Regions from separate parts of the Homo sapiens genome. Here region 2 is linked to region 1. The links are chromatin loops, found by intact Hi-C in ENCODE. Cell type or tissue: heart left ventricle. All regions are shown on one strand. Region 1 overlaps GPR156 (G protein-coupled receptor 156). Region 2 overlaps GSK3B (glycogen synthase kinase 3 beta).

Region 1 (8,000 bases):
AGAAAGAAAGAGGATAAAGGGATTAGAAGCAGGAAATTGGGGAAAGGCCTTTTCTCAAGTATTAATAGTTTTAGATGAGATTGGAGACAAATTTGAAAGTTAGAGGGAGATGTAAATAATCAGGGTTTCAGACAAATACCCTGGGCACCAACAGAAGTTCAGGATGTGAACTGGTTAACCTAAGGGCAATGCCAGGCTCACACTGGACAGTGACTGATACTAATTAATTACAAGTAACAAGAAGGAAAGACATTGTATTTAAGAATTGTAATCTAAATAGTGTATATAAATGCAACATTTCTACTAATAGTCATTTGATAATTATACTTTGTTATACTTTTATTTTTAAATCATAACTAAGGAGGAGAGCATTCTTACCTATGTCTCTTGATGACATGGCAGACTGCCTTAAAGGCAGGGCCAAGGCAAAACTATCCACTTAGTGAAGCTTGTTCTAACCACAGGCAAAGCACCTAGGAGGCACTAAACAGTTTGGCAGTGCTGGATTTGCAAGCATCATAACCGCCAGGAGCACGGCTTAGTTACTTTGTGTCTGACATTGTAATACATCCATACACACAAGAACACCAAACCACTGTCCCAGGCCCCAGGTACTGTCAGCATAGGCCAGTGAATCCAGTTGAGCTTAGCCTTGTTTTGGAGGGAAGATTTTTTTCTTTTTCTAAAAGTGAGAGCAACTTTCATGCACACCCTTTTCTAAAATGAGAATAATAATTATGCGATCTACCTTCAAAGAGTTGTAAGGATTTAATAAGGCAATATGGCAAAATGCTTGGCACATGGCCTGGCACATAGTAGGCATGTTGCCAACATCAGCTGCTTATATTATAATCTCACTGTCCACCTCTTCCAGGTTTTAGAAACCTAGGAATCACCTTTTCCTTCTTCTGTTTCTTTATCAGAAACACCCAATCAATTGCCAAGTTTCTTTCATTTCTTCTTCTTTTTTTAATTTTTTTGAGACAGAGTCTTGCTCTGTCACCCAGGCTGAAGTGCAATGGCATGATCTTGGCTCACCACAACCTCTGCCTCCCTGGTTCAAGTGATTCTCCTGCCTCAGCCTCCCGAGTAGCTGGGATTACAGGTGCCCGCCACCATGCCCAGCTAATTTTTGTGTTTTTAGTAGAGACAGGTTTCACCATGTTGGCCAGGCTGGTCTCGCACTCCTGACCTCAAATGATCTGCCTGCCTCGGTCTCCCAAGGTGCTGGGATTACAGGTGTGAGCCACTGTGCCCGGCCTCTTTCACTTCTTATTTCAAAGTCTCTGAGTTTTCTCTCACTCTCCATCCTTTTTTTTTTTTGAGACAGAGTCTCTCTCTGTTGCTCAGGTTGGAGTGTAGTGGTATGATCTTGGCTCACTGCAACCTCTGCCTCCTAGGTTCAAGCAATTCTTCTGCTTCAGCCCCGAGCAGCTGGGATTACAGGTGCCCACCACCACGCCAGGCTGATTTTTGTATTTTTAGTAGAGAGAGGCTTTTGCCATGATGGCCAGGCTGGTCTCAAACTCCTGACCTCAAGTGATCTGCCTGCCTCAGCCTCCCAAATTTCACTCTCCATTTTTTTTTTTTTTTTGAGACAGTGTCTTGTTCTATTGTGCAGGATGGAGTGCAGTGGGGCAATCTCGGCTCACTGCAACCTCCACCTCCTAGGTTCAAGTGATTCTCATGCCTCAGTCTCCCCAGTAGCTGGGTTTACAGGCACGCACCACCACACCCATCTAATTTTTGCATTTTTAGTAGAGATGGGGTTTCACCATGTTGGCCAGGCTGGTCTCGAACTCCTGACCTCAGGTGATCCGCCCACCTCGGCCTCCCACAGTGTTGGGATAACCGGTGTGAGCCACCGCGCTTGGCCTCTCCATTCTTGATACCATGTTTATCCAGGATACAATCATGTTAGGAGCAATGGAACTGGGGTTGAGGGTAACAGGTGGGAACACCAGCTCTGCCACTCACAGCTGACTAAGCCTGTCTGACCAGGAAACAGGCTCCTATTTCCTCATCTGGAAAATGAAAATAACATCATCTTTTGTATCTACCCCACAGGTTATTGCAAAGATGAGATGATGTATGTGCCAAAACTGTTTGCAAACTTTAAGATGATGCAAAAATATTACTTTTTAGATTTTTGATGTAACCTTCAGCTCTCAGTAAACACCAATTTTTTCCTGTTCTAGTACATTCTGTACATTACATTCAGATTTATTAATCTTCACATGCCACATTTATATTTAGCAAAAGAGCTACATGTATAAACAACAAGCTTCTGTGGTTTACCTTAAGTCTCCTGTATCCAAATTTAAGATCTAGCCCTATCATATGATCCACTTATTCATTCAGGTCTGCCTCCTCAGCCTCCATGTCTTCAGATTGTGGACTTATGGAGAGTGATTTTCCTTAATTTCTTTATCTCTCCACAAAAGAAGGGGAATATGTGGTGAATATTAACTACAGAAGTAAGAACAGTGCTAACCAGCAGCTTCACAAAGCATTTTTTGAAGAAAGGTACTACATTAGAGAGACCAGTGCTGACACTGATTCAGAGCAGAGAGTACTGCTGACCTGGCACCGGCTGCACAGGGCAGTCAGAAGTTTGAGCAATGGCACAAGCAGTGGGACTCCTGCAAGACCCATAACCCAGGCCATTCCTCCCCATGGCCATTCTCACATTCCTGCACATAAGCCATGACTATCTGATGGTGACCTCGTCACCAAGCAACTGCCTGGATTTCACAGCCACATGTCTGTTTGGTCCAGATCACTGATCGGTACGTTTCTCTCATAATTTTTCTTTGGACCCACTTTATTTGAGTACCACTATACAATCAGTTTTCCTTTGAGTGATACAGTACTACATGAAATCCTGATTGAGGATTCCTTCTCTTTCTGATTTAGTTAAGAGGAACTCAATTTAGTTATTTTCCAGAAAATATACATTGAATAGTTTTCACCTCTCAGACAGTGGTGCTAATTCATTATTCAAATAGACATACTATGGACTTATATATGTATATTGTGATATTTTTCCCGAGCAATCTTACTGAAAACTTGCCTCAGGGAACAAAAGATGAATACAAGATGATTTCCCTTTTTTGTTTGGCCAAGTTAACACCTGTGAAGTCACTGAAAGGTGAATCATCTCCAATTCAGCAGGTGAATTATGTATGTCTGGGGAATGTCTTTGCCACGTTGGTAGGAATTCAGTCACCAATGTCATTTATATTTTTCTATTGAGCTAAAAGATGAAGCCTACATAGCTGAATATTTTAATCAGCCACAAACACATAATTTCCACAAAGCAAATAGATTTCAATATTGTATATTTAATTATAGATAGCCAGTACTATCTAGGTTACTTGTCTTCCATTTATGAAGAGTAAAAAGCCTGAATTGGGTTACTGTCAGTCAGAAACAAGGTGAATTTTTTTTTTAAAGGATTATATAGCTTTCTCATTATCTCTTCCTCTTCATTTATTGAGTGGAAATGTAAGACAAGAACTTGCTTGATTTTTCTATCCTCAAGTGAGGTTTCAATACATATAGATAAATATTGAACTACATCTGCAAAACCTGTATAATTCTGCATTATCATTTCAATAGTCTCTAATGAATTCAGATGCTTAAGCCACATCCACCAGCTCAATGGTATGATGTTGCAAAAACTTTATCAAATGTTAATTTCTCAACTTGGCAGTTTATTTTATTTGAAGTTACTGAGTCTGAAAACATGGCCAGAGAATGGAGCACAAGGTACTTGTTGGCATGCTGTGACTAACAGAAAACTTATCCTAAGATGTCACAAGACCATGCTCTCTAAAATGCTATAAAAATTGATGTAAATGGTATCACTGAGCTTTAACCTATCCAAAACCAAATATGAATGTCTTTCCAAAATGCTTTTTAATAAAACAATTAAAATTTAAATTGTGAAAATTTATCTGATTTCTTTATCAACTTACTGTTTTTGATCCATGCTACAATGGGATTGTAAATCTAACTCAAATAAAACTCCAAATACCTTTATCATAATGTTATCTGATGTGTTTCAGCAAATTTGATCTTTTAATATCTTGCTTATTTCTAATGTATACACTAATCTGCACCCAATTAAAATTCTGCACACCTCAAGCTAATATTAGTGTGACCTCTAACTATTTGTATTTAAAGTATCCATCATAAGGCCTGACCCCGTTCCCTACTCTCGTGCCTGGGCCACCATCCTCGTAGAACATCCTAGGAGATTTCATTAGCTTTTCAGCCTCCAGAGTTCTAAATTATTCAATCATAATGATTTCACTTTATTCCTCTTCAGACACCCATCCCCAGGTTACACTCTGGGTCTTAGGGTCACTCAGAATGGTTCCCCTTCAGGAATTGTAAACACCAATATCCCAACACCAATTTGACTACAATCTGTTCAAAATTTAACTCCAAGTCTCCCTCTCAATTGCTCACCTTCTTCCCCATTTCAGATAATGGCAACTCCACCTTTCAATTTGCCTGGACCAAAAACCTTGGAGTCATCCTGACTCTTGCTCACTACCCACATCCAATCTGTCATAAATCTTGTTGGCTCTATCCTCGAAATACATCCAGAATCTAACTCCTTCTCACCACCTCTGCTGCCACCACCTGATCAAAGTCTTACTTTGCATTTCTTATTTGGATTATTGCAATAGCCTCCTAACTGGTCTCCCTGCTTCTACCCTGGCACTTCCCTCAAGTCTATTTTCAACATAGCAGCTAGAGTAATCCATTAAAGAGACATAAGATCACATCACTTCTGTGCTCAAAACCCCACAATGACTCTCTATTTCCCAGAGGGAAAGCCAGTCTTTACCAGAGTCTACAAAGCCTACACACTCGATCCCTGTTGTTTCTTGACCTCATTTCTTACATCTTCTCCAGGCCCACTCCACTCCAGCCACACAGCCTCCTTGCTTTTCCTTGAAAACACCAGGCACTCACACACTGCGAGGCTTTGAAGTGGCTGTTCTCTCTGCCTGGAATATTTCAATACATGTATCTGCATAGCTCATCCTCTTTCTCTCCTGATTGTGTGTTCATATGTTACCTTCTCAACCAGAGCTATGATGACAACCCTATTTAAAATTATACCCTATCCTCGGAATTCTGAATTCTTATTCTGCTCTATTCTCTTCCCCTGCCCCCATCCAACCATAGTACTTATTACCTTTTAACATATTACATAATTTACTTGTTTATTATTATGATTTTATTTATTGTTTTCTCCTCCCAATAGCATTGTGCATGATGTACTCTCAGAACTAGAACACTACCTGGACACTGAAGGCACTCAATAAACATCTGAGGAATAAATGAGTGAGCATCCTATCCTCCAGCCCTCTCATGTGCTTACTCCTGCCACATTTGTACATTGACAGCCTATAGACCTCCAGTCACTTGGTTCTTTTGCTTCCTCATAGTTTATCAGTCTCTCTTACTGTCTCTACCTAATTTCAGATCCCTGGTTGGTCATCTGAACTGTTCTCTCAATAACATCCTATTCCCTTTTCAAACAAGCCCTTCTGCAGCATCTGCCCAATAAAACTCAGATCAGAGCCACAATCCATTGTCTGCTTTTGCATCCGGGCAGCCGAGTGGTGCAGGAGAAAATTAGACAACCTTGCAGATTGTTGCCACCAAAACTGACGTTCTCCAACATCAATCTGCCAAGCTTACTGTGCCATCTATCTTTTTATTTATTCTGAGTTATTTCTTTACATTTTCTTTGTGAGTGACTCACCTCACAGGACTCACAGAAACAAGAGCATGTATCTGTCTGGATGATGCCCTCAGTCTAGGTTTGGTGCCATCCTCTATGTCCCTAAAACACCCCAGGGTCTATGTGCATCAGTACAATTGTCATGTTATATTACCACCTTTTAATGTTAGTTCCACCGGACAGTTTCTACTCCTCAAAAGCCAGGCTGTTTCTTATTCTATAACCCACACCATAGTACGGTCTTTGGAAAATGGTAAGTGTTCCATAACCATCTGTTGAATGAATTCATTAATGGATATGGAAACTCCTTCTCTTCTTCTTTCTTTGTCCTCTTCCCTAATCTTATTTTTCCCTGGCAAAGCACTCCCCTATTAGGCAGAAGGCTGAGGGCTAAGCATGTGTGCCATATGGCTCTTAAAGTACTAGAGATCTGTGAGAGTTGGGGGAGAGTTAGGAACTGGTTCAATGCCTATGTGTTAGGAGGGGCACATTCTGGGTAATTGTAGTGGTTTCAGGGGGATCCCCACAGTCCCCTGGAATGGCTGAGAATTCCTTGGAATTAGTGAACACAAGGGCCAGAGATATTTGGGGGGCTCTGAGTGCTGTGGATGCTGTGAACTTCCATAGACACTGGGTTTTCACCACTTTAACAAATTTGCACACCCCAAACCCTCACTAAAAAGCTTTGCATTCTGGGTAAGCCCTTCCTTTGCCTCCCCTCTTAGCACAGAGCTGAAAAGAGCCTAAAAATAAACGAGAGAAAGCATCCTAACAGGATGCCTGTAAAGCTTTTTCCTCTCATTCTTTTTGTTTCTAGGAAAGTGCAGCACCTTGAAGGAGTGTATATTCACATATGCACTGCGTATATGTTTACTTGTCTCCAGTGAGATAGGGCCACTTGAAAGATTCTTTGCCAATGGCTGAATTCTTGCTGGAGAATTCTCCCAGGAAATGCTTTTGTCCAATATGTTTCTTACGTCGTGTGTTGAGAGCCACGCAGGCCCAGAGATACGATGATAGCCCTTGTCAAGCAATTGATGGATGAAATCTCATCTTCATGACCACACAGATTACAGACTCTCAGCAGACATCTGCATCAGAGGTTAACAACATGCATCCCACCCCCAGGCTTCAGAAAATCTGCTGATCATGGACTGAGTTGCTGCTTGCAGCTAGGCTAGGAAGCAGGCCTTTTTACACCCTTGAAGCCAGTAAATTATAACTTTTTACATCCTTGAAGCCAGTAAATTTGTAAATTATGTTTTGTCATGAGCCAAACACTCAGCACTGCCTCTTGTCCTGGGTGGGCCTGGCCTTTCCAAATCAGCCTGCTTTCCTGTAGTCCTGCTTTGTTTCACATGGAGAGAGTGATATCCTTACCCCGCACTGTCAGTTCAGGCCCACAGCTGCTGAAGTTGCACCTGGAAGAACAAAGACATTCTGCCCACAGAATAGCTGAATGGTTAGCAGTGCTTGGACCTGATGAAACCAAAGGTCTCTTCTAGCTTCTCCCTTCTCAAGTTATGCCAGAGACAGTTGTTTTTTGTTTTTTTTTAGACAAAGTCTCACTCTGTTGCCCAGGCTAGAGTGCAGCCAGGCTGGAGTGCAGTGAGGCGATCTCAGCTCACTGCAACCTCCACCTCCCGGGTTCAAGCGATTCTCGTGTCTCAGCCACCCCAAGTAGCTGGGATTACAGGCACATGCCACCATCCTTGCCTAATATTTGTAATTTTAGTAGAGATGGGGTTTCACCATGTTGAACAGGCTGATCTCAAACTCCTGGGCTCAAGTGACCCGCCTGCCTCGGCCTCACAAAGTGCTAGGATTACAGGCATGAGCCACTGCTCCCAGCCCAGAGACAAATTTCTTTTCTCTATCCTCGGCTTATTAATAAGCTGGTTACACTTTGCATTTCTGTCTCTCTTTCTTAACCAGGAAGGGCAGGCTGACTTGGTTTACCAGAGGTGCAATAGAATTTACACCCAAATCAATCAAATAATCAAATAAACAAAATATTTAGCTATAAGTGTGAAAGAAGACTTGCTAAATATCGTGCCCCCAAATTCCCCTTTAGCAAATGACCTTGTTTTCCCCATGCTTTATGAGTTATTGCTTTAATGATCTTCATGTGCCAAACATTAATTCAACAATTCCTAAATACTAACTTGCCAAGGTATTAAGAACCAGTGATAGGAAGGCAAAGGAGATATAATCTCTGCTATCAGCATATTAG
Region 2 (8,000 bases), 160 kb before region 1:
CTCAGCAGAACAGCAGTTCCTATCACTGCATTAAACAATTATCATCTTGTTTCCTAACACAAAGAAAAATGCTGAATATACAGAAGTATAGAAATACTCCTTATTCACTAGCAATTACTTGAAACAAACAAAAAAATTGCTTTGCTATTTTACTCAAGGTATTGCCCTAAAGGACCCTTGTTTATCTTACTGGCCTTCCAGTTCTAACTTTAAAAACAGATATGCATTTCGCTATTATATTGTAAATGGTCCCTCTATCCACTCTAGAAGGAAGAATCAAATGGCAAGATAAAATAAAGCAATAATTTAAAAGTAATAGCTTATCCAATTATCCAAATTGCTTAACTTCTTAAGCAATTAAGAAACATGAGCTTCTCCATCCAGAAATGGTGACAGACTGAAAAACTGAAGACACATTATCCCGAAGAACTTGTATTCTTATTGGAGAGATAACTCAAAATCTAAAATAAGAAACAATCCTAAATATATTAAGCAAGCCGGTAGTGTGTAATACGTCATATGCAAAGGAAGGAAATATGTTTTATAAAGTGAACTCCAGACTGGGTGACAGGGAGAGACCCTATTTCAAAAAAAGAAGTAAATAAAAAATAAAAATAAAGCACTACAGCTCTTTTTTTTTTTACCATCTTACACATCAAACCTTTAGTCTTGAGGTATTTAATGGTATTTAGTGGTTTCAGAAAATACTGAGCATATAAGCATGCATTTAGAACTCCATTTTTTACATTTTATGCTCTTTATGATGGTTATTCTAGGTCAGTCATTAAACTCCCTTATGTAAATCTGCTTCTGCCAGATGACATCAATAACTACACAAACAGTCCATAGGTTAACACTATTATATTTTCCTGTAATACACTATAGAGAATAAAATAAGAGGAACTGATGAATAAAAAATATATAAAACATCTAAAGAAGTCTTTATTACTAATAATCTTCCATAGCTATAACATATGCAAGATACTGTACTAAACAATTTATATTAAATATTGTTCATTTAACCTAAAAATACATTTACATACAAGGAAACTGAGGCACAGTTCAGTAACTTGTCCAATGTCACAGCAAGTAAATAGCAAATTCGGAATTTATCCCAGAGCCCAGGCGCTTACTCAACATGTTACTTCCTCCTAAGCTATTTTTAAAGGCATAATATGAAGTCAAATTATTAATTACAACAATCTCAGGTTTCTTCTTCAATTTTAGTTATCATAATTCACCCTCAAAACTGTGCCACTGAGGCCAGGCATGGTGGTTCATGCCTGTAATCCCAGTGCTTTGGGAGGCCAAGGTGGGTGTGCTCCTTGAACCCAAGCGTTCAAGACCAACCTGGGCAACATGGTGAAACCCTGGTCCACACCTATGATACCAACTACGCGGGAGGCTGAGATGGCAGCACTGATTGAGCCTGGGAGGTTGAGGCTACAGTCAGCTGTGATCAAGCCACTGCACTCCAGCCAAGGCAAGAGTGAGACTCTGTCTCAAAAAAACATGTGCATCATTGAAAGAGGACATCAAAAAGGGATGGCAGTCTTTTTCTGAAAAATGGTACTAGAATAAGCGACCATCTACATGCAAATAAACACACATCAACTTACACAAAAATTAACTCAAAATGCACAAAAATTCACAAAAATTAAAAAATTAGCTCAAACTGCATCATAGACCTAAAGTAAAATGCAAAGCTATAAAACTTCTAAAAGATAACAGGAAAAATCCAAGTAACCTTTGGTTTGACGAGGACTTTTTACATACAACACCAAAAGCACAGTCCATAAAAAAAAAAAAAATGGAAAAGTGGGCTTCGTTAAAATTAAAAACTTCTGCTCTTTGAAAGAAAGACACTATGAAACAGGATGAAAAGACAAGACATAGACTGGGAGAAAATATTTGCAATACACATATCTGATAAAGGGCTAGTATCCAAAATATACAAAGAACTCTTAAAACTCAATAATAAAACAAATGAATTAAAAAGTGTACAAAAAATCTGAACTGATACCTCACAAAAGAAGATATACAGGTAGCAAATAAGCATATGAAAAGATGCTCAACATCATATGTCATTAGGGAATTGTAAATTAAAACAATGCCATACCATTATACATCCACTGGAACAGAATGGCTAAAATCCCAAACACTGACAACACCAAAAGCTGATGAAAATGTGAGGCAACAGGAACTCTCACTCACTGTTTGCAGAAATGTAAAATAGTACAGCCATTCTGGAAGACACATCAGCAGTTTCCTGCAAAGCTAAATGTAGTCTTACCACACAATCCCAGCAATCACACTCATAGATATTTACACAAGTGAGTTGAAAACTTATGTCTGTAAGATACAATGAATTTTTCTGAATTTCTCTTCAAAGGTTCAGGTTGTTAACTTCCTCGTTTTTTGTTCTCAAACTCAACTTTCTTGTTTTCCATGCCTCCTTGCCTCTAGTTACTGTAAAAAAAAAACCAATCTTCCTGTCAGCTCTTATCAATAGCTTACAACTGTTCCCTTGGTTAAACACTCTGCACCCATTCCACCCATTAGAAACCACACATCACCCTTCGAAACCACACATCCCATCACTGTAACTCACCTTCCCCTTTTCTTATTTGGAAAAAATATTCACAAGTAGCCAATCGGGTCTGCTTAGATTGTGTAGTCCGAACCCAGCCCATGCGGGAGTGACACAGAGGTAGGGACTATGCATTAGAGATAAAAACCCCTTCTCTCCTGTGCTCCCTGTGCTTTTGCCATTGCTCCATCTGCAAGATACACCCTTCTGCAGAAGTAAATTGCCTTGCTGAGAAAACTTTTGGCACTGAGCATTTATCTCCAACAAATCTGCGGGCTCATCCGGGATTCCCATTCTCCTCTGGGAAAGGGTCTTGGTCCTCTCCCGTGAAGAGGTGCGCCCCACTGCCTCGTTGCAGCAGCCTCAGGGATAAAGGAATTGAGGCCCACCCAGTGTGACAAATAAACCCAGACTCTCAGCAACATGGGAAAGAAACAGGCCGGCAGCTCGGGGAAAGGAGGCTCACATACCACAGCGACTAGGTAACTCTGTGCACAGACCAAAGTCAGAAGGTCGCAGGGGCGACAAAGTATTTCCTTGGTGGTTGGGATTCTGGAGGTTAAAAGTGTGTAAATGATCACAAGCACTACTGCTTGCAGTGCTGCTTGTGTGAATGGTACTAAGCACTACTGCTGTGCAGAGTGAGTGGGTCCTATCGGCAGTTCCGTGGTCACCTCATACAGCTTAGGGCGGCCCTTTGGGGATCCTGTCAGGAGTTTATACTGACCCGCCATCAATGCTAAGAGGGACCTGAAATATTCCCGCGAGGGAAGTGGCCAGAGCAGATGCAGCGAAAAAAGGGTGCAAGAAACCTCCAGTAGGTGGGGCTAAAGGATAGGCAAGAAATCTCTAACACAAGGTATTGAGCCTTAACAAGCTCCCCAAGGAAGAATAGGCAAGAAATCACTGATACAAAGGATTGAGCCTTAACAAGCCCCCAGAGAAGAATAGGCAAGAAGTCTTTAGTACAAGGGATTCAGCCTAACTAGGACCCAACATGGGAAATACGCCAAGCAAGACAAGAAGTAAAAAGGATAAAAACAGCAACAAAGATAGTCCCCCCAATCTCTTGTTAAAAGACCTAGCCCCCTAGGTCTCATGTTAAAATATTGGAAAGATAATAAAAGGTTAGAAAAGCCAGTTCCCATGCCTAAAGACCATCACATGGGATCCCCTACACTGTCTTCCCCTGCTCAGTGACCCCAACCCTTTCCTCTCAGGCAGCTGTTGCCATCCTAGATCCTGCTTCATATCCTTCCCCTACTCATGTTACTCCTCCTCCTTACAATTCTCACTCTTGGGAATCAACACCCTATGAACCTATTCCCTCCCAGCCTAAGTATCCCTCCTTAAAGGGACTCCATGCACCTAAGTCGCCAGGCAGCTTTTGTAGGGTGGGCAGCATCAAGGATCTGCCACACTGTGTCACTGGCATCGTCCGGGCCCTGGTGTGCCTCCACAGTAGGCAGAGCCCACGCTCCTGCCCCCTTGCTGGTCCAGGGTTCAGGCACCATGTAAAGGGTGGCTCTGCAAAACATGCAGACCAGGCCACGGGCCAAACCCCGAACAGGCTACATTATGGGACATCTGCCTTACTTCTGCTGGGGCCAAGTGGTGCAGGGATTTGGCTGCGGCTCCAAGCAGCTGGGCATCCCTGCAGCTAATTTTCCTGAGTAAGTGGTAGATAACCTTCCAGCTGATATATCCACCGGCATTTATTGTAGTTGGGCCAGTGCTGGAAGTAGAGATGTCCATAAGATGGTGGTGAGCACAGGATGGAACCCATACTACAAGAATACAAAGAAGCCCATGGAAACACATATCATGCATACCTTCAAAAAAGACTTCTATAAGGAAATCCTCAATGTGATCATTGTTGGCTACCCCAGACCAGAAAAGAACTTTGATTCTTTAGAGTCACTTATATTAAAATATACCACTGGAAAAGTATTACATGTGTATGAGTATGAGGCTACTCTGTTAAAACAAGAGGATGATTTAACCACTGATAATTTGCTTAACCCAGGAGGTTTCTTAACAAGAGTTCTAAATCTAAAAAGAAAGCACACATGTTTAGATTTAATTGATTACCATACAAAGGTCCGGCCAAAGTTAGGAGAAACTCACTTCAGGACTGGGCGACAGTTCTTTATAGATGGCTCCTCCCAAGTGATTGAAGGAAAAAGACACAATGGGTATTCAGTAATTGATGGAGACGCTCTTAAAGAAATAGAGTCAAGAAAATAGCCCAATAATTGGTCTGCCCAAACTTGTGAATTGTTTGCACTCAGCCAAGCCTTAAAGTACTTGCAGAACCAGGAGGAACCATCTATACCAATTCTAAGTACACCTTTGGGGTGGCTCATACATTTGGAAAGATTTTAGGCTGAACGAGGTCTTATTAACAGTAAGGTCAAAACCTTGTTCACAAGGAATTAATCACCCGAGCACTGAATAACCTTCAGTTGCCAGAGAAAATCGCTATTGTCTATGTCCCCAGACACCAAAAAAGCCTGTCTTTTAAGAGTCAGGAAAATAACCTAACAGATCAGATAAGCCAAACAGGCTGCCATTTCTTCTGAAATGCCTGTTCTCCACTTAACTCCTTACCTTCCTCCTCCTACTGTGATCTCTGTTTTCTCTTCCACTGAGAAAGAAAAGCTAGTAAGAACAGGCACTAAAGAGAGCTCAGAATAAAAATAGATATTGACAGACCAAGTCTTGTCCAACCTGCATCAAAGGACTCATTAAGGACCCCAGGCCATGTGTGATGCAGTCTTCATGGAACTTATACCCTAGCCAAAACGGGTTATAGATAGTTGCTTTATATGTAAATATATGAAAACTGATAAACAAACTATAAAAGAGATTATCCCTTGGGGAAAGGAGTCCAGGCTTAAGACCATTCCAAAGTACCCAAATTAATCAGAGATGCCTCTAACGGGTTGTCTAAAATACTTATTAATGACAATAGATCACCTCACTCACTGGGTCAAATGCAACAGCCAATAATATAGTTAAGGCATTAATTAAAAATATAGTGCTCAAGTTCAGGCTAATAAAAAATATTGACTCAGACAATGGAACCCATTTCACAGCTCATATCATTAAAAAGCTATCCCAAGCCCTAAACATTAAATGAAAATATCATACTCCTTGGCACCCACCGTCATTAAGGAAGGTTAAAAAGACAAATCAGAGCTTAAAGAACCATCTAACCAAATTAGTTATAAAGACTCAGTTGCCATGGACCAAATGTCTTCCAATTGCCCTGATGAAAATCCAAACTGCTCCTCAAAAAGATACAGGCCTTTCCCTTTATGAGATGGCTCTACAGACTGCCTTATTTACACTCCACTGCTGACATTCCTACATTTAAAACAAAAGACCAATTCCTCAAGAATTATATACTTGGTCTCTCCTTTACTTTCTCTTTTTCTTAAAACCAAAGGTCTCTTAGCACAGGCGCTAACCCTGGAGCTCTCAGTCCATTAATAACAGCCTGGGGATCACGTCCTCATCAAGGAGGAAAAACTTGAGCTGGCCTGGGAAGGACCTTACCTGCGGCTTCTAACCACTAAAACCGCAGTCCAGACAGCAAAAAAAGGATGGACCCATCACACCCGAGTCAAGAAAACACCACCACCTCCAGAGTCATGGGCCATTATCCAAAGAAAAAAACCTCTCAAACTAAAGCTACAAAAAGTTTAACTCTCTTTCATCTTTCCATCTATTCTATTACTTTCTTCTTTTCTCATTCTATTGATGACCACCTTGTTATCAATGTAACTAGGTCAGATTCACCCCAAATCATTACCTTTGATGCTTGTCTTGTTACACCTTGTGAGGACGAACAATGACAAAGACAAATCTCTACTTTAGAAAAATACCTCTGCCCCTCCAGAAAAGCCACTGACCCTGCATCTTGCTCATGGCAGGGGTACCAAGACACCCCAAATTGAGAGATATGTTCCCAATGGGCAGATATCATCTGGACTACCAGAGATCCGGGCTGGACCTCCCCAGATGGCTGTACCAACCTAAAATCTTACCTCCACTTTTACCAAAGGAACCACCCCCTCTAATTGTCCATCTCACCATTGTAACCCAGTAACTATTTCCATTAATACTCCTACCTCCACCAACCCTACACCCCCTTCAGAGCACTTTTACGGCTTAAGAGTAAAGACCAATGGATACAACCCTATATGCTTCTTTAAAATGCGTTTTATTAACCTCCCTCCTCCTTCTCCATCTAAACCTTCTACCCTGCCCTACAACAATGCTGAAGTAAACATTGTAGAAGCAGATGATCTAAGGCAAACTCTAGCAATTAAAATAGGATATCAAGATACAAATGTCTGGTTGAAATGCATCAAAAATTCTGTCCGCACATTAAACAAAAGCAATTGTTATGCTTGTGTGCATGGCCGGCCAGAGGCCCAGATTGTCCCCTTTCCACTCGAATGGTGCTCCAGTCAACCGGGCATGGGCTGCATGGTAACTCTCTTCCAGGATTCTACAGCTAGGAGTAATAAATCATGCCAAGCTCTCTCCCTGCTCTATCCCAAAGTCCAACACCCTGTGGGTCAGCCCCCAAGGGCCATCCAGCTTCCATCTCTCAATGTCAATTTCACCTTGTGTCTCTCACGGAATGGGAAAAACTTGGCGTTCCTGGGAAGCTTAATGGAACACAGTGAGCTTAGGCCCTTCCAAGAGCTTACCCATCAGTCTGCCCTTAGCCATCCTTGAGCAGGTATATGATGGTATTGTGGTGGACCCTTACTGGGCACTCCACCAAGTAACTGGAGCAGCACTTGCTCTCTTGTCCAGTTGGCTATCCCTTTCACCCTGGCATTTCATCAAGCAGAGAAAAAAAAAAAATCACAACACTGAAAAGTAAGAGAAGCCCCTTATGGGTCTTTTGACTCTTAAGTTTATTTAGACGCAATTGGAATCTCACAGGGAGTACCTGATAAATTCAAAGCCCAAGACCAAATAGCTGCAGGATTTGAATCATTGCCTCCATGGGTAAGTATCAACAAAAATGTAGATTGGATAGATTACATCTATTATAATCAGCAGCGATTTATTAATTACACCAGAGATGCTGTCAAAGGAATAGCTGACCAATTAGGTCCTACTAGCAAGAATGGCTTGGAAAAACAGAATGGCCCTAGACATGATATTAGCTGAAAAAGGTGGAGTTTGTATTATAATGAAAACTCAATATTGTACCTTCATCCCAAACAATACTGCCCCCAATGAGAGCATAGTGAAGGTCTTGCAAGGGATTACAGCTTTATCCAATGAATTAACTAGAATCAACAACTCTTTTTCAAGATGGCTAAAAAGGTGGTTCAATAAATGAAAAGAAATCGTGGCCTCAATTCTTACTTTGCTTGCAGTT

The links. Hi-C counts contacts between places; a loop is a spot of excess contacts. Peaks named below come from ENCODE experiments on the same cell type or tissue, not always from the same donor. Only the 100,000 strongest peaks of a DNase experiment are listed, where the experiment ranks them.
Region 2: a loop joins it to region 1, with 2.2 times the contacts of the local background. A loop is called at or near these places in 2 of 110 quality-filtered maps.

What each region holds. Positions count from the first base shown.
Region 1 is chr3:120,193,872-120,201,871 of GRCh38, forward strand. All of the region lies in intron 3 of GPR156 (G protein-coupled receptor 156), which reads right to left. Among named protein-coding and RNA genes, the nearest start is that of GPR156, 87 kb to the right of the region's middle. In heart left ventricle, a CTCF peak has its summit at 4,661; no DNase peak of the experiment used is centred here.
Region 2 is chr3:120,037,022-120,045,021 of GRCh38, forward strand. All of the region lies in intron 1 of GSK3B (glycogen synthase kinase 3 beta), which reads right to left. It also overlaps the pseudogene RFKP3. Among named protein-coding and RNA genes, the nearest start is that of MIR6529, 44 kb to the right of the region's middle. In heart left ventricle, no CTCF peak of the experiment used is centred here; a DNase peak (open chromatin) is centred at 4,070.